2 separate regions of the Mus musculus genome follow, and region 1 is linked to region 2. Evidence: chromatin loops called from intact Hi-C (ENCODE). Cell type or tissue: left cerebral cortex. All regions are shown on one strand. Each heading gives the region's core, and the rest is flanking DNA. Links, peaks and the distances in the headings are about the cores only.

Region 1 (2,902 bases), core at 283-2,782, 53 kb after region 2:
TGGGGAATAAAGGACAAATTCAAGTCCGATCAAAGATAACTTCTGACGTGAGGAATGCCTGGGGAGACAGTCTCCACTTGACCCAGTTAACCCGGATCAGATGACCAGCTCAGGAAGCTTTCTGATGACAAAGAGACCGGGTCACCCTGAGGTGAAGCCAGGCGACCCCGAACCCCCCCCCCCCCCCGCAAGGTACAGCACACCACAGGAGAGGATAGGGGGTAGCTGTGTTGCTTGCTATCCTCTCTACCAGGGGGCGCAGAGAACTGTCCGGAGACAAGCCCTCCCCTCTAGGGACCTTCCTCCTCACAGTCTCCCGCCAGTGTCACAGGCCCTGGAGAGAGTACGACAGAAGAGGTCAGAAAGATGCGTTAACGCAGGTAGTCAGGGGAAGAGATGGTGAGGTGAGGGTTACCTGGAAAAGTGGGAAGGAGGTTTAGGGCGCGTGACAATTCTCGGGACAGGGAGGTGGGTCAAAGTGGGTGATGCTGAGGAGGATGGGGGATCAGGGGAAAAGGCGAAGGAGGAAGCTGGAAAGAGAGAAAGAGGGGGAGGAGAAAAGGTGGGGGTGATGCTGCGCTGCGCGGTCCAGCTCGAGAGGCACTCAGCACGCAGCCGGTGCTAGGCGACCGCGGGCCCTGGGCCGGCCCGGGATGCAGGCGCGGGCGCCCCTAGCATCGTCCTCCTCTGCCCCGCAGCCCTGGAGACCCCGCTTACCTGCGCGGGCGGCTGCGGGGACCCGGGCGACGCCACTGCCCCAGGGACGCGGCCGCCCCCTGCCGCGCCCGCAGCCGCCGCCCGGCCGGAGCCGCGAGCCCCGCCGAGCCGGTGCCGCCCGCGCTGCGCTCCGCCACCCCGAGGACCACAACTCCCACAATGCCGCGCGCGCCTGGCGGCGGGGAGGGGGCGGCGGGGCGGGGCGGGACCCCCGGCGCATGCATCTGCCGCGCGTACCCGCGGGGGGCTCCGCGCGTCCCGCCCCACCGAGCATCGGGTGCGCGCATCAGGTCCGGGGGCTTCGCCTATCAGACGCCTTTGTTCCTCCCTCCCTCCCTCCTGCATCCCCTCCGCTCGGTCCTCCCTTCCGCATCTCCTCCCCTTGGTGTCCTTCCCCTCGCCCCTCTTGCCTGTGATGAATCCCACACACACTTCTGAGGCCCCGCGGACACGTGGGATGAAATTGCAAATGGAACAGCCTGGAAGATCCGCGGCTCCCGGCCCCGCCTGGGCGCTGCTGACTGGAGCTGTTGCAGACCTGGCGCCTGCCCACAGGGAGGCCCAGTCTAGCTAGCCACGGCCAGTTCTGCCCAGTTCACTGGAGGGAAAGGGGCTGCTCAGCCTGGCCTAGGGACACCGCGCTGCGAGCGCCCAGGGAAGCGTGGGCTCCTTGGAACAGTGCATGGGCGTTCTGGGAGCGTGGGGTGGGATGCCAGCCCACAGCCCATCTGTGTCTGTCCTCGAACCTACTGCTTCCAATCCCAGCATGCATCTTTGTCCTGGCCTAGAATCCTCATTTTTGTCCAGGATAAAATCACCTCGGGTCTGTCCCAGAAGCCCCCTGCCCTTCACCCAAGCTCGCACTTATACAGTTGGTGATAGAGAACCCACTTGCTTCACCCAGGACCCCTGTTTCCTGACTCAGAACCCACTCCATGCCCTGGAGTCTCCATCTTAGTCCCTTAAGCCCTTGTTACAATTCCAGGAGTAGAATAGCATCCCCCCCCCCCCCCACCACCACTTTTTATTTTAATACAGTGACTCAAAACGCGTCATTGGTTCAGCAAGGTTCTTTTGCGGGGACGCCACCAAGACACCTGACAGAAACCAATGGAGGTGGGAAAGCTCACCTGGGCTCACAGGTCAAAAGTTTTCAGTCCGTTATGGCAGAAAACGCATGGAGGGATGCTACACTTGTAAGCGTGTGATCTAGGCTCAGGAAATTGGGGCAAAACCAGGGTCAGTCTGTCCTTCAAAACCCACCTCTCCCGCCTACTTCCTGCAACCAGACCCACCTCCCGTTGTAAACTCCAGGGCCTCCACAATCGGTGCCATAGGCCGAGAACAAATGATCAGACCATGAATATGTCTTACATAGATTGAGAGCCTGTAAAATGCACTAAGGACGGTTGCCGATCCCGGGCTGACGACGGAGGGCTGAAGGCAACCCTGCTCCTTCTGAGTAACTGCTCTGAGTGGCTAGAGAAAGCATGCAGCTCGTGTCCTGCTTCACATTTAGCAAGTTGCCCAAATTTAGCCTCATCCACGGCCCTTATGCATAAAGAACACCGTCTTTCACACGGTCTTCCGTATGCGTTCCATTCCCAGACTACACCATCTGCAGTGCATTACGAATTAATCCTGTCGACGAACCTTGTAATTATCTGTGACCACTGTGATTACAGGGTTCCATGTTTGTTAAGCGTGTTTATTTGTTCGGCGGCCAGATTACAGACACGGCTCTGCTAACCTCTCTGGCCATTTCAGTTCTTTTAAATTGCTGAGAGTCTCAGAAGATGATAATCACTCCAATCTCTGTCGAGCTTCTAACGGCCTTAGTAGGTGAGTTCTGCCAGAAAAGAGTGTCCAGGACTTGCAGAGGGAACTCTGGGTGAGAGCCGAGGACACACTGCCACTATGTCACCAGAAGGGCAGAGACTAGGACTCGGTGAGTCTAAATTGCCTGCCTTTAGCCCAGCTGCCATGGTACTCTCCTCCCTCTTGTCTTGTTGAGGGCGGCCATTGCAGCCCACTGCAGGCTGCACACCCCATCATTATACCACCGTATGAGCTTGCAGGCCACCCAACTTCTTCTTTCTTCAGATGCTGTGTGTGTGGTGTGTATGTGTGTGCATGTGTGCATTTGTGTATTGTATATGTGTGTATGTATGTATGTGTGTGTATG
Region 2 (2,902 bases), core at 138-2,637:
AGGTCAAAGAGGAAGTCCAAGGGTCTGGTCAGCTGGTTTCCACAGCCTAAGGCAGAACAATCAACAGTGAATTTAAGTATGCCAGAGGCAATGTTTAGGGACAAAGAGGAGAGAAACTGCCCCCAGGCGACCTACATTCTTCTAAGGAAAGAAGTGCCCGATAAATCAAAGTACTCTGTAATATTCTAAGTAGCCCTGAATCAGATTCTCTATGCTCAGGAGTGATAACCACACCCCTGGAAGGATGCTGGGAGAAGCAGGGCATTCTGGGAGATTCTGAAGCAGCTGAGGAAACAATGACTATCTGGTGTGCGCCTTGAAGAGTTCAGGTCCTAGACACCTATGTCTCACTAATCTCGAGACTTTAAGGCACTGCTTGCTTCTATCTGTCCTCTCAGCTGCACCGCCAGTAATTTATGTTCAGAGGTAACTTCTGGGTCACCAATGCTTTTTAAGTGTAACTTGCCCCCCTCATCACAGCCCTTCTGACCCATACAAAATGCTACCAACATTTCTAACTTAGCCCTGTAAGACCAAAACTAGAAAAGGCAAGAACACGGTGTAGCCTGTGTATGGTGGGCACCGTCTATGTGCCCTGTAAGAAGGTACAGACCAAGTGCTGGGGAGATGGATGTAACATAATAGAGTACATGATAATGATTAGGTGGAAGCATGGGGTTTGAAGTCACCAAGGCCTGGGCCTGAAACAATGATCTTTGTATGTCTCTCGGAGTGCCCAGGATTCCAGTGAGCCTGTGAAATACATAGGCTGCAAAAGTCTGCGCACACAGCTGCTGCTCAGTAAACCATTGATGCAAATGTTGACATCTGTGTTTGCTGCAACCTCGATTTACAATACGGATAATAACCAATGTGGTGTGTGGCCCACAGCAAAGACGGGATATCCTCCAATTCAGGGCTGCTGGGCTAGCCTAAGCTATAGTACAAGATCCCGCCTCCAAATCCAGAGCTGATGATTTATAGGGTAAAGGTTCTTGCCACCAAGCCTCACATTTGAGTTTGATTGTCCTAACCTATGCAGTGAAAGCAGAGGTCTTCTGAGCACCTTCTGACACCCTCCTCCCCCACCTCGAGCTTGGGTGCCAGGGAGTGCTCTACAGTCACATCACACAATCCTCTGAGCATCCCTACGTAATGCTTAAACCCCCATCTCAAAGGTGGCAGACAGGGACACAGGATGATAAACTGCCGCAGCCGCAGCGAATGGGAATGGCAGCTTTACTGAGAGCTTGCTACAGTGACACCGGAGGGAGAACTCAGCCTTTCCCAGCGGGTTGGCACACCCATTTCCAGGTTAGGGACACTGAGGCTGGAGTTGCCTCTCGGCGCTGCACTCACTCGGCCTCCCGCAGGCGGCGTAGCACCGCTTCGCCGTCCGCCTCCGGCTCGGCCCGGGGCCCCTCGCCCGGCCGCGGTCGCCTTCCCGCCGCGCGCTTCCTCCTCCGCGGAGCCACCGCGCTCCAGGGCTCGAGAGCCGCCGCCGCCATGCTCTGACGTCAGCAGAGTGCGCCAGAGCGGCCGCCGTGCCGCCGACGTCACAGGCTGCGTCACACCTCACGTCATCGCCAAGCCCCCACCGGCGGGAGGTGGGTCCGCGCGTGATCGCGGGGCTGCCGGGCGGGCGCAGGTATCGGGGGTTTTCCCGCGGGCGGCCAGACAGAGCCCGGGGTCCCGGTGGGCGGGCGGGCGGGCGAGCCTGATCCACGCGATCGGGCCGCAGGGTTCGGGGCTCCTGACCAGCGAGGGACTTCCCTCCGTCCCCGCGCGCACCCGCACTGTCCCCCTGCCTGTACTCTTAGGGTGTCATGGCCTCTTTAGGTCCCTTACACAATCACTGACCTCATCGGGACCTTTGAGAACTCGCTGTTAGGTCCTCCGAGCAGGCCTCAGGGAATGGGAGGGGTGGTTCCAGGAACAGAGATGCCCTGCACAGTGTGCTCGCCCTGTGTTTGCTGCAGAACGAGGTGTGTGTAGTTGAGGTGACTGATATTTAAGAGGCCTTTTCGGGTTCGTGGGGGATGCCCCTCGGGCACTTCCTTCTTCCTAAGAGAGTTTACTCGCTTTTAAGAGAGGGTCCTGCTTTGTAGCCATAGCTTGCCTGGAACTCAGCAATCTGCCTGTCTATTTCCAGTGCGCTGGGATAAAAGGCCTAAACTACCATGCCTGGCTCCCTCCCTAAGAGACTTCAACGTACTATTTCCACAGGTGGCAGATTGTGGCCAGCTTTAGAGATCCTGTCCTTGAAGGAATTAACCAGAAAAGTGGGATTAAGACTATAGTCTTAATGAAGCCAGGTGGTGGTGGCGCACACTTTTAACCCCAGCACTTGGGAGGCAGAGACAGCCTGAGTCTACAGAGTGAGTTCCAGGACAGCCAGGGCTATACAGAGAAACCCTGTCTCGAAAAAACAAACAAACAAATAAACAAAACAAAACAAAGACTATAGATGAAAATGACGGAAGGCTTGTCAAGGAAAAGGATTAAATTATTTTTGTGTTTCCTCCCAGTGTTATCCACACAGTGAAATAAGACTGTCAGAAAATTTCAGCCTCGTGGATAGTAATTTTAATGCCTGTACCACCTGTTTCTGGACAGTTCTCTTGGAGGAGCGAAGAATCAGAGTGAGGCCAAGACTCTTTTCTGGCAGAGTATTCCATGATACACTGAGTTGTCTTCCCCTCTGTCAAAGTTCTCTCTTGCACTCTGAAGGGCTGCGCACATTCTGATTAGGCTCCTGAGTGCCAGTTCCTTAATTTTGGGACCATTTGACTGGTGTGGTCCCTTACACCCAGTACCTTCTACACTCGTCGTCTGGTTTCCCTTCTGCAAAGCTATTTTCTGCTGAAAAAAAAAAAAAGGCCTTTGAAGTATCTGCTACCCG

What was found. A loop is a pair of places that touch in the nucleus more often than their neighbours do. Peaks named below come from ENCODE experiments on the same cell type or tissue, not always from the same donor. Only the 100,000 strongest peaks of a DNase experiment are listed, where the experiment ranks them.
Region 1: it touches region 2 in a loop (7-fold over the local background); 3 of 42 quality-filtered maps call a loop at or near these places.

Annotation. Positions count from the first base shown.
Region 1 is chr5:112,394,001-112,396,902 of GRCm38, forward strand. It overlaps Asphd2 (aspartate beta-hydroxylase domain containing 2), which reads right to left and starts at 773. Exons shown (of 6, transcript NM_001357013.1): 1 at 718-773. In left cerebral cortex, for the core only: a CTCF peak has its summit at 1,267; DNase peaks (open chromatin) are centred at 532, 1,217 and 2,242; H3K4me3 peaks cover 1,374 bases; H3K27ac peaks cover 2,228 bases.
Region 2 is chr5:112,341,516-112,344,417 of GRCm38, forward strand. It overlaps Srrd (SRR1 domain containing), which reads right to left and starts at 1,525. Exons shown (of 7, transcript NM_001359388.1): 1 at 1,360-1,525. The coding sequence starts at 1,508. Hps4 (HPS4, biogenesis of lysosomal organelles complex 3 subunit 2) reads left to right here and starts at 1,580. Exons shown (of 14, transcript NM_001359853.1): 1 at 1,580-1,648; 2 at 2,529-2,902. In left cerebral cortex, for the core only: a CTCF peak has its summit at 1,386; DNase peaks (open chromatin) are centred at 1,544 and 1,929; H3K4me3 peaks cover 1,763 bases; H3K27ac peaks cover 1,733 bases.